2 separate regions of the Homo sapiens genome follow, and region 1 is linked to region 2. The links are chromatin loops, found by intact Hi-C in ENCODE. Cell type or tissue: dorsolateral prefrontal cortex. All regions are shown on one strand. Each heading gives the region's core, and the rest is flanking DNA. Links, peaks and the distances in the headings are about the cores only. Region 1 has its middle 77 kb from the start of LINC01559. Region 2 overlaps GRIN2B (glutamate ionotropic receptor NMDA type subunit 2B).

The links. Hi-C counts contacts between places; a loop is a spot of excess contacts. Peaks named below come from ENCODE experiments on the same cell type or tissue, not always from the same donor. Only the 100,000 strongest peaks of a DNase experiment are listed, where the experiment ranks them.
Region 1: a loop joins it to region 2, with 2.9 times the contacts of the local background. A loop is called at or near these places in 3 of 110 quality-filtered maps.

Annotation. Positions count from the first base shown.
Region 1 is chr12:13,449,660-13,457,042 of GRCh38, forward strand. No RefSeq gene overlaps it. Among named protein-coding and RNA genes, the nearest start is that of LINC01559, 77 kb to the left of the region's middle. In dorsolateral prefrontal cortex, for the core only: no CTCF peak of the experiment used is centred there; DNase peaks (open chromatin) are centred at 3,474 and 3,761; H3K27ac peaks cover 418 bases.
Region 2 is chr12:13,531,462-13,538,844 of GRCh38, forward strand. GRIN2B (glutamate ionotropic receptor NMDA type subunit 2B) reads right to left here. Exons shown (of 14, transcript NM_000834.5): 14 at 5,876-7,383. Among named protein-coding and RNA genes, the nearest start is that of LINC01559, 160 kb to the left of the region's middle. RefSeq lists a silencer at 2,214-2,508. In dorsolateral prefrontal cortex, for the core only: CTCF peaks have their summits at 3,508 (motif pointing left) and 3,716; a DNase peak (open chromatin) is centred at 3,480; H3K4me3 peaks cover 685 bases.

The sequences.
Region 1 (7,383 bases), core at 891-5,890, 82 kb before region 2:
TTTTCTTTATCACTCCCTCATTCATTGACTCACTAGATATTGAACTTCTGGGCAAGGCATGGAGGATACTGAAATGAAAGGTGGCATGTCTGAGCTCAAGCAGCTGCTGGGCTTGTAAACCTCTCTGTCCCCACTGCCTGGATGGCTCTCTTCACCCCACCCCCTTCTGCCTCTGCCCAAATTCCACTTGTGTTTCAATGCCCTGCTTTCCCCCAGTTCAAATATCACCTTCTTTCTGAAGCTTTCTTCTGCCTCGCCTCTTTCTCTCTCCAAGCTGGAAGAAATCAATTCCTCCTCACAGGTTATGGCCCTTCCCATGCATTCTCTTAAGGCTATGTCTCATTTTGTATTGAACACTCTATGTTCCTGAGAGAAAGGTCTATCAGCTTCACCTCTGCATCTAAAATAACATTCAATAAAATGCTGTGCAAATACTAATTACTCAATTAATTTAGCTGAGTGAACAAATCTCCCAGAGATACCATGTAAATGATGCCCCCCTGAGGCTTAGAATTTAGAACTAGAAAACATTTTTTTTTCCTGTTCTTTGCTTCTCATTGTCCAAAAGCCTCTGGCCTTTTCACTACCATGTTCTTTTTGTCCTGGGCATGATGCCCAATTCCACATGGATTGGAGAAGGCAATGCAAAGGGCCAATGAGGCTCTTTAAGCAGCATCCTGACTTCGTACTCCTGGAACTATGCTGTTTCAGAGCCACTGTGGTGGCTTGGTTCCTTGGTGACCTAGTGTATGTAGGGTTTATTCTACTCTCTCCTAGAGGCTTGTGGATTCAGTCATCCGGAGCTCTCTGCTCCAATATTGGGCTGGCAAAGCAAGGCTGGGAGCCAGGAGGTGGGTGCACAGCAAAGCTTGAACAGGTGCTCCAGCCTCATGTGTAAGGGCAAAGGGTGGCTAGCTGGGTGCCAGAGCCAAAGGTTGCAATTGCTCCAGGACATGCCAGGGCCCTGGTGAGAATCATAGTCTGATGGCACATTGGTGGGTAACAAGGAGCTGGGGATAAGTCCAAGCTAAGTCCAGGGCTTCCAAAGAGTGAAGGAACTTCATAGGCTCCTTTGGGAGCTCTCCATGGATGGAGAACTCAGATCACATTTTTTGGCATCAGTGGATCTGGCCCCATCCACTTTTCTAGTCTCAGCATCCAGCACATTTCCAGGTGCAGACTCTGTTCCCCCCAAACTGCCCACTCATGGTTACTCAGGCTCACTGCCCATTTGTGCCCCTGGGATTGCCTAAGCTGGATGCCCTCCCTACTGCCTGTCCCATTCTGGGATTATGGGAATCCTCTCCTTCCAAGCCCTATTCAAATGCCACATCTACTCCATCCTTCCTTGGATGCTCCACTCAAAATGCACCACTCCTTTCTCTAGTTGTAGAGCTCATTTTATTCTGCTCTTACAGATAAGGTAGGTAGTTGTTGGTAAGCCTGTCTCCTTCAGTAGATTATAAGATCCTTGAAATTAGCCACATATTATTCAGATGTATGGCTCCAAAGTTTAGCTTGGTTCCCGGAACACAGAAGCCCTGTAGCTATCTAATAAATGTTTGTCAAATGGGTATCTGAATGAAATACCATCATAGTGTTCTATGGGGAATTAATGTGCTTCCTGACAGGTTTTCTACTTCCATGAAGAGTGAGGCAAACACAGATGTCTGGTCCCCCTGAGGTATCTTGGCCCTGGCCCTGGCCCTGGCCCTGGCCCTGAGGGAGTTTTCTGTCCTGTGTAGTGCAGGTTTCAGCACCAGAGGCACCTGGTGAACCCCGCCCCCACTCCTGCCAACCTCAGAAACACGATGCCATCCCTGAGCCTGAGACCTAATTCTGTGAGTTGTCTCTGTCTCTTGACCCCCTCATCCTGTTCCTTCTCCTGATGGTTTGGGGTTCCCCTGTTCCCCATCACTAATATCTTTGGCCTTGGCAATGCGTCAGAATGTAGGTGAAGTGTAGTCTTGCTCTGAGAGATGGTGAGGGCAGGCACCAGCCCCCCAGGGGCGTCTTGAGCAGTGACAAAGTGGATGCTGTGCTTTGTCCTCTGTCTGCCTTCCAACCATCCCTTTTGACGCGCACATTTTTCAAAGAGCTCAGAGCCCCTGGTGTCTGTCCAGTATGAGGATGTCGTAGTGTGCTTTCTCATACAGCTTCCTGTGGCCTCATGTGCCTTTATCTCATTCCCAACAAAGCTCAACATTTCTTGAAGGAAAGAATTGTATAATATTCTAGTATTCATAACATAACATTCAGCACGTAGTAACTATATAATGAACATTGCTGAATTCTACAAATGAAACCCCTGGGCATCAGCATGAGTCATAGGCATCAAAATAAAACCACTGTGGTCTGTGATTAAAATATCTTCACTGCTGTGTTATCTATGATAACAAATAACTGGAAATAATGACTAACCATGAGGGACTCAAGAGTCAATAAATGATGATTGATCACTCTGATGGAATAATATATTATTAAAATGATAATTATAACTGTAATGTCTATGGAACAATATGGAAAATATTTTTGATAGACTAGTAACTGATGAAATAAGATTTACAAAAATAGTCCAAAACTATCATTGTAATTGTCACTATGCAGTATGACAGATCTGGGAAGGTGACATGAATAAATGAACCTGGTATTAATGCTGTAAGAGTTTTTAAGTGATTTTCTTCTATGTCTTTAAGGTTGTGACTATATCATCTTCTGTATAAAAAATTAAGTATACATTTAAGTAATATACAAATACATAAATAATTTCTGCTTGCAACCTTGGGGCCACAAGTAATAAGAAGTCTGTCTGGCAATGGAACAGAAGTGCAAAAAGGTGACTTTAATCAATGCAAATGTCTTATATAGCTCATAGCCTTTCCACATGAATTTTGATAATGGAGGTGATGATACTGACAATCAAAATATGTTTTCTTCATTGTTCTACTGAAATCTGCAGATTAATATGGAGACTGAAAATAACCATGAGGTCCTATGAAAAATAAGTCAACTCCAGTAAGGTTGGGAATTTTGGGGAAGAACACCAATCCCACCTTGTGAATGGCTGATTCCTGACTATGTGGATGGAGTATGGGGGAAACTGCCCCCATGACTCAATTATCTCCCACAGGGTCCCTCCCACAACACGTGCGAATTATGGGAACTACAATTCAAGATGAGATTTGGGTAGGGACACAGCCAAACCATATCAGATTCTTTTATCAACTTCTTTCTTTTCTGCTGATTTGCCTACCCCTTTATATGCTCTCCCCCTTCCCCCCATCCACATAAAGATGGAGTGAGAGAAGTGGACAAAAACATTGAAAGGCTGGATTCTGTTTCTCATCTGGTATTAAAGACCCCTGACATTTTAAGAAAGCCACTGACCTAAATAGGTGCTTTCCTTCATCCACATGGCCAGCCAATCCCGTTCAGCCAATCCCACACATTGAGTTCCCCCTGCTGGGTGGCAGCATTGAGCTCAGCATTGGCCACCCTTGGTTTCTGCCAGAGCTAGCTCATAGGGATCATAGGAGGATAAAATAATATATGGTGGAGGTTGTGGAAAAGCTGCACTAAATAAATGTGAGCTATTGTTAAGAAACATGGGAGCATAGCTGTTCTGGATCGGTCCACAATGCTAACAGCTGATTCAGATCTAACCAAAATTGAGACAATCAGCTACTAACAAAGCTGGGAAAAACAAAGCCCTGATTGAAATGGGCTGCAGCTGACTTCTCCAATCCTCCCAGCTGGACTCATTCAGGTTTTCACAGCAAATTGTTTGTACCTCCATCAGGGCTGATCACGCTGCGTGGGACATAAACTCTCTGCCTATGCACCTGCCTCCTCTTCTAAGGCATCACTTCACCCTCAAGAGCTGCTTATAAGTGTGTGTGTGTGTGTGTGTGTGTGTGTGTGTGTGTGTGTGTTTAAAATCTGAAGGCCTCAGAGAGGGAGGGAGGAAGAGAGAGGGACATATCTCCTCTCTAAGCTTGCTACTTACAACTTTCTTGAAAGATATGCAATATCTTCATATATAAGTCACTGTAAATGGATATTGGCCTTTTCCTGAATATGGCTCCCGTTCTTATTTGGGTGGAAACTAGCTGAGTTAATTTAATACCTCGCTGAGGGAATGGGGAGAGGATATAAAGGGGTAGGCAATCAGTAGAAAAGAAAGAAGTTGATAAAAAAAATCTGATATGGTTTAGCTGTGTCCCCACCCAAATCTCATCTTGAATTGTAGTTCCCATAATTCCCATGTGTTGTGGGAGGGACCCGGTGGGAGATAATTGAATCATGGGGGCAGTTTCCACCATACTGTTCTCATGGTAGTGAATAAGTCTCATGAGATCTGATTATTTTAAAAGGAGGTTCCCCCTTTCACTTTGTTCTCATTCTCTCTTGTCTGCCACCATTTAAGTCGTGCCTTTTGCCTTTCACCATGATTGTGAGGCCTCCCCAGCCACGCAGAACTGTGAGTCCATTAAAACTTTTTCTTTATAAATTACCCAGTCTTGGGTATGTCTTTATCAGCAGTGTGAAAACGGACTAATACACTATCCAAAAGGCAATCCAGTCCAAGCTGATGCAGAACCTGTTTGTTGACGAGGCGCTGGCCCTTCCCTGTGCCTTCTTGTTTGACTTCTCTGAGAAATGCTGCAATGGGGAAAGGAAGTTGATGCCTAAGTCAACTCCTTAGCCCCTCCTTCCCTAAGACAGAGGGCATAGAGATATTAGTCACAGCTAATGAGGTTTGATTTAATGAATCAATAACAACAATTTCAGTCCTTTATTGAGGGTCACTTTATTGGCATGTTGGTCATTTATAAACTTCACTGCAAACCCACAGCTAGCATTGTGTAGGGGCAGAGGCAGATGGGTATCAATTGTAGAGATATGGTAGTGCCCCTTCAGTTCACCCACTGCTATACTGGTGTTTAAAGTGGGCAAAGAGGTTCCCAGCCTCTATGACTAGCCTGTTAGAGCTCTAAGTTGCTTTTTAGTAAATCCCAAATGAGGATAATAATACTAAGAGTCCATTAACTGAAGGCTCACTATATCCAGATCAAGTATCAACACTTGTTGCTGTAAATTCTGTAGGATCAAAGAGTTAATAAATTGCAGAGTGAGGATTCAATTCCTGAGCATGGAACTGTGAACTCAATAAGAATCACATTGAATAATAATGTATCTAATTAACAAGTATTGACTTAGCATCCACTGTAGGAAAAGCCTAGGGCTAGGCATTGGGAAGGATATAAAAAGTTCTGCAGCCTCATTCCACTTCTCGCCAAGCTTCAGGCATGTGACACTCACTGAAGTAATGGCTTAACACATTACATTTGCCATCATTACTGTCACTAGAACTATAACCACCACTGTCAGAGCTCTGCCAGAATCACCTCTACCATCACCATTGTCAACACCAAAAAAACACTGTGAAGCATCTGTTTACATGTGGCCCTGTGGCACTTCTCAGAAGTGGTACTTGGGTCACAGCTACAGCATGCTGAAGGATTAGGTGGTGCTTGAATGAAGATGAGATTGACAAACTCTACTCTTAGCTTTGAGCAGGCTGCACATGCCACTCTCCTGGGAGCTGTCAATCCAGGACAGAGCACGATGCTTGCAGAATGGGAAATAAGCCTGGTTTACATAATGTTTTAGGGGGAGTTGACGGTTGAGGTGTCAGTCTCCTTTTCTGAGAGTCCATCTATGCTGATTTCTCTTCCTGATCAAAGTTCCTACCAACCTGTCACAAAGGGCACCCTATTACATCAGGTGGTGTCTCACCTATGTGAAACTAGAAAGGGTGCTAAACATACCAAGGCAGTATTTTAAGCCAACTGTAACCTCTTGAAACACACATGAGGCAAATCTAGAACCAGAGACTTAAAAAGTGAGTCAGAGTCTATACTGGGAACTTTATATGCAAACAAATTTCATGTACATGGGCATACAATTCAGATGTACTTACATTCATTATATTATTCCAATCACAGAACCGAAGGAGACCATGTACTCTTTCAAACACACAAATCCCACCCTTCTTATCTGCATGCCTTAGCTTATTTCCTATCTACAGCCTGAAATGCCCTTTCTCTGAATCTGTAAATACACAAATACAATTATTATGGGTTGAATTATATGCACCAAAAAATGCTCAAGTCCTAACCCCCAGGACCTGTCACTATGACCTTATTTGGAAATTGAGTCTTTGCAAATGCTCACATTTAGATGAAGTCATTAGGGTGGGCCCTAACACAATATGACTGGTGTCCTCACGAAAAAGGGAAATTTAGAGATAAAGACAGCTGTGCGTAGAAGAAAGATGACGTGAAGACACAGGGAGAACATCATCTATGAGCCAAAGAACGTGTGAGGCTACCAGAAGCTGGGAAAGACGCCTGAAACAGATTCTGTCTCACAGCCCTCAGAAGGAACCAACCATGTTAACACCTTGACTTCTGACTTCCAACCTCCAGAACTGTGAGACAATCAATTTCTGTTGTTCTAAGCCACTCACTGCGTAGCAGCCCCTGGGAAACCACCACACAAATCAAATCTCAACATCAACCTGCTTCCCATGGAACATCTTCTCTGAGTGTAGCCTGGTATTTAAAAAAACAATGAACTGTACGTCTTTGTTGACTGACTCACTGTTGGACCCTTGATGAATGACACTATACTAGACCCTGTGATGATACAAACGTGATATGGTTTTACTGTCGAGACTCTTCTAATCTTTGTGCATGGCAACACATAAACTCTATGTGTACCTGTAAGGCAGGATAACATAGGTGCTAAACAGATTCAGAATGACAAGTGACAAGAAAAGAATTATCACAGGGAGGGCTCTGTGGAGGAGCTGGTGGGCTTGTGAAGTGGCTCAGGTAATGGTTATCTCCCTCTTGACAGCATAGGAGACCCCACTAATAATCTTGACTCTGCCTGCATATGCTGCCTTGTCTAAGTAGCCTTGGAGGTCAGAGCAGGTCCTCAGTCTGTGGTCCTGGGATGCTGTGGACAGACAGGTCATCATAGTTAAGGGAATCCTAGGTAGGCTGTATGTTTTGCTTCCCTTTCTGGTGACTTCTCTGGTGCTTACAGGGGATTGTGGGAAAGTTGAGTATCAGCAGTCTGGGCGGGTTCGTGTGTATGGAATGTGGAAGCCAGACAACATGCCCCTTTCTTGCTTGCATTGCTGCAATAAAAACTCCCCTGGCTGGGGGAGTCTGGGCTGGTAATAGAAAGTGATGTAGGCCATGGTCATCCTTCAACCTAGAGCTGAATCCCAGTGGTGGGGTTTAGGATCCTAAAGGGCTTTGAGGATCCTCAAGAATATGCCTTGGTCCCTTTCCTAGTCTCTTTACCTTG
Region 2 (7,383 bases), core at 1,560-6,559:
CCCCATGTGAATGCAGTCGCTGCTGTGAAATGGAAGCTAAGAGTACAGTGCCTATTACTTTCCCACAAGATGCTAAGAAGTGAAGCTTTTTGCTCTTTGCTATGGAGATGGTGAAAGACTGGAGGCATTTTGTGCCCCTTTCCCTGAAAAGCAGGGCTCTAATCTGATGGGCAGAGTGGCTAAAAGGAGTTCATGTAGATTAAAGGAGAACCTGGGTCCAGGCTTTGCAGGGGGAGAAGCTGGTACAAGAGATGGCTGTGATCTATCCGGAAGCATCAGCACATTGACACAGCCTCCAGGCCCATGGTGTGACCCCCTCTGGTTTGTGAGCCAACATTCTTAGGATGAAAAGTTAGACAGGAGAGCTGGGAGGGCCTCCTTGAAGGCAGGCCTGGGGGACAGCCTGCCTAACCTGGAAAGCATTCCCTTGGGGTCATGGTGTCTGTCTGATCCTGCCAATTTGGAGAATCCTGTCATCTTCCTTCCTAGGGATTCTCATGCCAGGGTGATGAAGTTAAGGCCTGAAGTAGGTTAAATAAGAAAACTAAGTAGGAAGACAAAGCTTTGAATTAAAAATAGAGACCTGACCCATGTCTGACATTCACCTCCATGTGGAAAAGGAGAGGAAGATTTGGCATTCTATGTTTTTGTTTTGTTTTGTTTTGCTACTGGGATGGGTGACTTAATCATAGGGAAGGAAGGATGTCTGTATCTATATTTGGTTTCATTGTACCCTCCCTTCTGCCAGTCCTCACAAAATCATACAGTGAAGCATCCAATCCTTTTTCCAAACTCTCTTGAGAAGACCTCTCTCCCCAAGTGAGCTGTTGCCTTCACCTTTCCTTTCCCCTCAATTGCTTTGCAATCTCTTCTTTGAATCCCACTTCCCTGATGTTCACCCTTGAAGGTAAAAGCCACTATGGCTCAGGGCCCACTGCAGGGCACAAGATCAGTGATGCTGGGTGAATCTGGGAGCTTCATCTTCTGATAATAAGGGTCCACGCGCTTCGGATTCAATACGGCATGAGAGCTTCCCGGTGGCCAAGGCTGGTTTGGGGAGGGTGACATGAATTCCTCTAGCGGCTACATGGCAGCCTAGAGACTCCCTCCCTCATTTTTTCTTTTCCGATTAAATAGAAATGGCAGTGACTTGTGGAGTGATGTGGGAGAGAGGGGATGACCACCTTACAGACACTACAGGATGACGTAGAAATAATTTAGAGCCTGAAATACCAGGAGGCAATGACTTCGCCAAGAATCTGGTACATTTTCCTGTCCCTAGGAAAAATTGTGTACTTGTTGATTTCATAGGGAGAATGGGGAGGGACACAGTGCAAGCAGAGTGGGGAGATCAAATTGTAGAGTAGCAGAAACGTGACTACATTCAGCTCTCACTTTGGTATTTCCTCAGGCATGTCGGTGCAATAAGATGTCAGCACCATGACACTGTTATGGTGAGGTAAGGAGAGCCAGGGCAAGTTTTGTGGGTTCATGCAATCCATTTCTTGCTGGTAAATGTTTAGAAAGGATCTGCTAAGTTGTTTTCTTCATGTGAAGGTTTTATAGTAGTGACTAGATCAAAGTTATGAGGAAGGGTATGCTTCTGTCTGTATATTTGGTTCCATTATACCTTCGCTTCTGCGGCATCATTCTCATCACCGTATGTTACATTTTTCCTCTCCTAAATTTCTGCAATTATCCATGCCAATCATCATGAGAGTTGCATGGTACAATGGAGAGTGCACTGGACTTGGGAAACCTGGGGTCCACTTCTCACTGTGTGGCCTTGGAAAAGTCACTTCCCCTAGTTTCCTCATCTGTAACATGATGATAATGCTGCCTGCCTACCTACCTGTCAAGGCTGTGGTGAGACTCAAAAAGACCAATGTATAGAAGCGATTTCTCTTCCTGAGTCACCTGCCCTTTTCTATCTCTCCCCTCCCACATCCCCAAGTCTAGCATTTTCTGTACTTTTATATATGCCTGTGTCTCTTTTTCACTTCAATTCAGGTGTGGCTTTCCTAATCTGCTGTGAAGATACTCTTTCAAAATGAGTCTTCTGCAAGAGTATCCCCTTCTCTAAAGAGGATTTCATGCTTCCACCCCAGACTCAAAGGCTTCTCCACTGAAGCTGGCACCACATGCACAGGTAGCACTTTCCAGGATGAGTAATCAGACCTACATCCTTAAGGCTCTGCGAGACCAAATGCAGTGGGCACAAGTAGCCTCCCACTTGGGACAAACCCAAGTTTGTCGGGGCCATATATGGCTTTCCAAGACTTTGCCCAAGGAAGCACTGGCATGTATATTCCTGAGGGCAGGACTGCTGGTCTCTTTTGCAAGCTGCTAGATCTTTAACTCCTAGAACAATGCCTGGCACATAGCAGACATTGCATGCTCACTCAATAAATATTCGGATGAATGAGTGAATGCAAATGAGTAGAAGCAGTGGCAGACCTGCTCTTCCCCTAGAATTTTCTCATAGGTCCTGCGCCATAATCATCTCCACAGTCCCCACATAACCTTTGTGATCGTTGTTAACTTAGATCAGAACAGCTTTATCAAAATCTGCCAGTAGGTTTATCCTAAGAAAAAAGCTACACAGACAAAATAATGAAGATATCCTTTTTTCCTCCACTGCCACCACAACCAACAGAATAAATATAAAGCAGATAGATATACAAGCATCTACTTATATAAGTGATATTATTATTAAATGAGTTTTATAGAAAATAAATTATAAATTATATATTATGTAACTAATGTTATGTAACTATCATCCTCTCTATAAAGCTGTCAGGAAATATTCTTCTCATTATGTACAGGCTGCAAATTAATTAAGTCAATTCTTTTACCATTGTGATATAGCAATGAAAGCAAAGAAAAAGTCTGGCATTAGCGGTTGGTTACAGAATAAATACGCCAGTAGCTCATGCAGCCTTTTCTTAACCAGAATCATTGAAACGGATCCCATTCCTTAAAGGGGCATGCTCTCCCAGGCTTCATGAGGGGAGCCTGTGCAAACTTTTCCTTCATCTCACTTTGTGATCTGACAGCAGAGTTATAAAGAGAGTGTTCCAATATACCTGCCATGGTCCAGTTGAGGCAACTGACCAAAGCAAGAATTTGAGCAGGGAAAAGTTAAGGAATTGTTAACTGCATAATGGTTTTGTGAAAGGGTGAAAGAGAACCCTGAGTTGTAATGTGAGTAGCAACTACAGAGAATGACTTCCACTCTGGGATAGAGGGAACGTGAACAAGGAAGGGACTTTCTGCTGAGAGGGGAGCTCTGCAAGGCTGAGATTCAAGACTAAGACCATGGCAAGGGCATGGCTGCTGCACAAGAAAGAAACGGGCAGAAAGCCATCCTGGGATGGGGGAACTGCCCACGAGAGTTAGGGAGACGTCAGGAGCCAGATGCCCACAGAGGGGCTGGCTTGCTAACTGAACAAAACAAAACAAAAAACCTTTCATCCACCAGTCTCCCAGGCTCCCTCTGGCGCCCTCTATTGGCAGAGCCTAGCATAGAGAGGCTGGCAAAGGAGAGCTGTAGCTTACAGAGACCACCAGGATCACAAAGTAAGGCAAGAAGGACACGGGTGAATGTGGAAGCCCCAGATTAGTAACTGACACACCTCAAAGGACATATTGGGTAAATAATATTTCTGGGTTTCCTATATTCTTACTGTGAACCCTCTGTGCATTCCCTCTGGCTGTAGGTATTTGCACCAGCCTCTTTCCCTTCTCCTGGCCCTGATTCATTTTTGCTGGCATTAACTGAGACCACTTGTTTCTAGCCCTGGCTCCAGCTGAGCACCCCCCAAAGAGTTTTTACAAATTACTGAGTATTTAGCATCTGCAACTTCAAAATCTCCTTAGGTAACGCTAATATACAGCCAGAGTTGAAAACCTCTGGACTAGACGTTGACAAGAAATAAAGCTGCCTCAGAAATGACATTTTTAGGAGCACTGTGGCCTTCAAAGGCTCCATAACAGAAAAATTCTGGGTTAAGATAGATCTGTTCCACTGTGCAACTCCAAGCTGGCTAAGTAACATCACTGCACCTTGATTTCCTCCTTTGTAAAATGAGGAGTTGGGAGGGAAATACATTTTCCCCAGCGTTATTATAAACAGCAGATGTGACAATATATGTAAAATGTTTAGTGCAGTGCTGGCCATTATTAAGTATCCAATAGTTAATGTTTATGTTGACAGTGGTGGTGGTGATTCTCTCTTGCAAAGACCATTTCTTCATGACTTTCTCAGAATGGCTACCCAACGTGATACTCTGAACAAAGCAAAAACCCTCAAACACAAAGAGTTACAAAGGGACAAGATCTGCCAAGATTGGTGCCTAAGGGAGTATAAGGAACTAATTGTTGAGCATCAGAAAGGGGCAAGTCAATGATCAAGGTGTTGCTAGACAGAATGATACCACATTACATTTATCCTCAGCACTTTACAGTTTGCAGAATAGCTTCATGTTCATTGTCTAGTTTACTTTTTGCAGTAGATCTGTGAGGTGGTTTGAGTGATAAGAGCTTGGAAATGTGCATCACTGGTTTTGAACTGCTGATCTTTCACTTAATAGCTGTATGACTTTGAGCAAGTTGACAAATCTCTCCAAACCTCAATACTGTAATAACATTTGTAAAATGAGGTATTAAGAGGATCACATGAGATAATGAATGAAAGGGACTAGAATATGGTAGGTGCACATTAAATGATAGTTATTTTGGATGTAACTTGAAAGAAAAAAATTTCCTCTTCTCTGATAACTGAGAGGTTTCTTGGATAGGATAAATAATCACACTGTTGTGTGCAGTGGGATTAGAGAAAAATCTATACAAACATTAATTTCAAGAAAAGGCAAAAGAGAAAGAGAACAATCTTGACGTTCAAAGCTTTCGAGAGTGTGTATAGCTAAGCAGTGTAGACACCATGTAAGTAGCCCCATGGTAATGAGGTACTGAGGTCCCATCAATGACTAATAAAATAGCCCCCACATGGTGGCTGTTTTATTATTCATTTGAGGGACGTCAGTACCTAGACCGACAGCAGAAGGAAAAACAAAAAAATTGGCACTGCTTTTCTCTGAAAGAAGAAATACTATTTCTCTGGTATAAATACGGCTTTGAAGAGTCTATTGCTGCAGCTAGGAGAAGGGACCTGTGTACGTGGGTGTGTTGAGGGCCAGTGGTGGGAAAGGGGAAGTTACTGCAGACTCACTTGCTTCCTGAGGTGAGACAGGTCATAAGAAATGGTAGGGGCTGCCCCAAACTAGAGAGCAGATACTCTCTGGAGGCACACAAATCTGAATATTCAAAAAGCAGTGCCCGTCTCACAAAACCAGTTTCCTGACTGATTTTGAGGTCAGAATCAGTCTTCAGGACACCAGTTTTTGACCTTTGATTTAGAATCCCTTATTTGTGGAATAATACCAGAGGTGTCCACTGGTCAACCAGGAAAAAATATACCCCCTGCTCTCGTGGGCACATCTAAAAGAAGATTGGATGTGGAGGAGCAAAGCCCACCTTTTGTTGTCCTGATGAAGCCCCCTGTGATGTCAGACAATTATTCCGACTATGGGGCATGTGCTTGAGGGAACTACAGTGTCCTAGAGTTTGCCTGGAAGAGGGGAAGGGACTAATTTCCAGGCAAAGAACATCAATGTGGATAGGTTTCCCTAACTGAGGGGGTTAGAGAATCAAGACCCAGGCTATGTAGAGCTGAAAAAAAAGGTGCCTTTTTAGAAGATCATAGATTTTAAATTGAGGAGTAAGTCCAGGAATTATGGCCAATGAACCAACCTTGTGGAGTAAGTTTATAGTTTTGATTTTCTTCCCATAATCATGAGAATAGTCACATTTAAGGTCGATTCCAAGTTTAAATTTTATGTGTAGAATTTCCTTTACATAGAGGAGCTTTGCAGTATGTCTATATCTAGCCGTGTATGCTGGGGATAGGCAGAATTAGAGAACGAGGCTGTAATCATAAAATGGTGCTTCCGTTATGTCCATTCTTCAGCTCCAAATGGAAGAGGAAAGAGGTCCTGGAGTTCCAAAGGGTGACTGTCTGTGCTGTGAATAGTTGTCCATGGTGAGAGGAGAGTGACAACAAACAGCTGCCACATATAATGGGATTAGAAGTAAATAGGAGGCCCGCTTTCCCCAGATGCACATACATAGTGGTTCACATTCTGGCTGTATATTAAAATCACCTGGGCAAGTTTTCAACCCCTAACCCCTCCAGCCACCCAGGACAATTGAATGAGACTCTCTAGGGGATGAGACTCAGGCATCAGCATTTCAGAAATACTCAGATGACTCCACTATGTAAAACTGAGAACTACTGCTCCAGGTAACCTTTGATGGGGAGGGCAGATAGACCAACATCTGGGTTTCAAGATAAGAAAACGGAAGTCTAGATGATTTGATGCAGGCCACAAATGATAGCTTTGGCATAATTTTTTTGACAGGCCCTGCAGACTCTCAGAACCACTTTTCTGGTGGTCTCTTCCCATCTTCTTGGTCATTCCAGAATTCCACAAGAAATTTCTTTCAGAGGATCATTTATATTTTTGAAAGAATTAGTTTGCATTTGTAAAAGAATAGGGGAATAGAAATATTCAAATCAAGTGTTCAGGGTAGGTTCTACCTTCCTAGTGATGTATGCAGGGGAAGAGTGTCAATCCTGGGACAGCCAAGGAGGCTCATCTTTCCGGAACAGTTGGCTGATGGGGACACAACCGGGTGCTCCCTCAGCCTTTCATTAGACTGGTCTTACTGATAGTCCCTTGCAGTGGACTTCAGGGTGGCACAAGGGCATGTAGGACACAGGTGCTCTGAGCTAATCCATTTAAGAGATTCCAGGTGTGGGTGAGGCAGGCTGTATAAAGAACAGACACTTGGCATAGTCTCAGGAAGTTCTGGCACTCACCCTTGTCATTGGAGTCTTTGTTTTATTGAAGGTGTTGTGATCATGATCAAAGCTTTCATGATATCCTACTGGAGGTTCCCACCATAATCCAGATAAATACTCGCAAGCTTCCTTATTTAAAACTAGAGCCAAGATGGGCACAGTGGCTCACACCTGTAATCCTAGCATCATAGGAAGCCGAGGCAGGCAGATCACTTGAACCCAGGAGTTCAGAATCAGCCTGGACAACATGGTGAAACCCCGTCTCTACAAAAAATACAAAATCAGCCCAGTGTGGTGGTATGCACCAGTAGTACCCAGCTACACAGGAGGCGGAGGTGGTAGAATCACTTGAGCCTGGGAGGTCAAGGCTGCAGTGAGCCGTAATCATACCTCTCCACTCCAGCCTGGATGACAGAGCAAGACCCTCTTAAAAAACAAACAAACAAAAAAAAAACAAACAA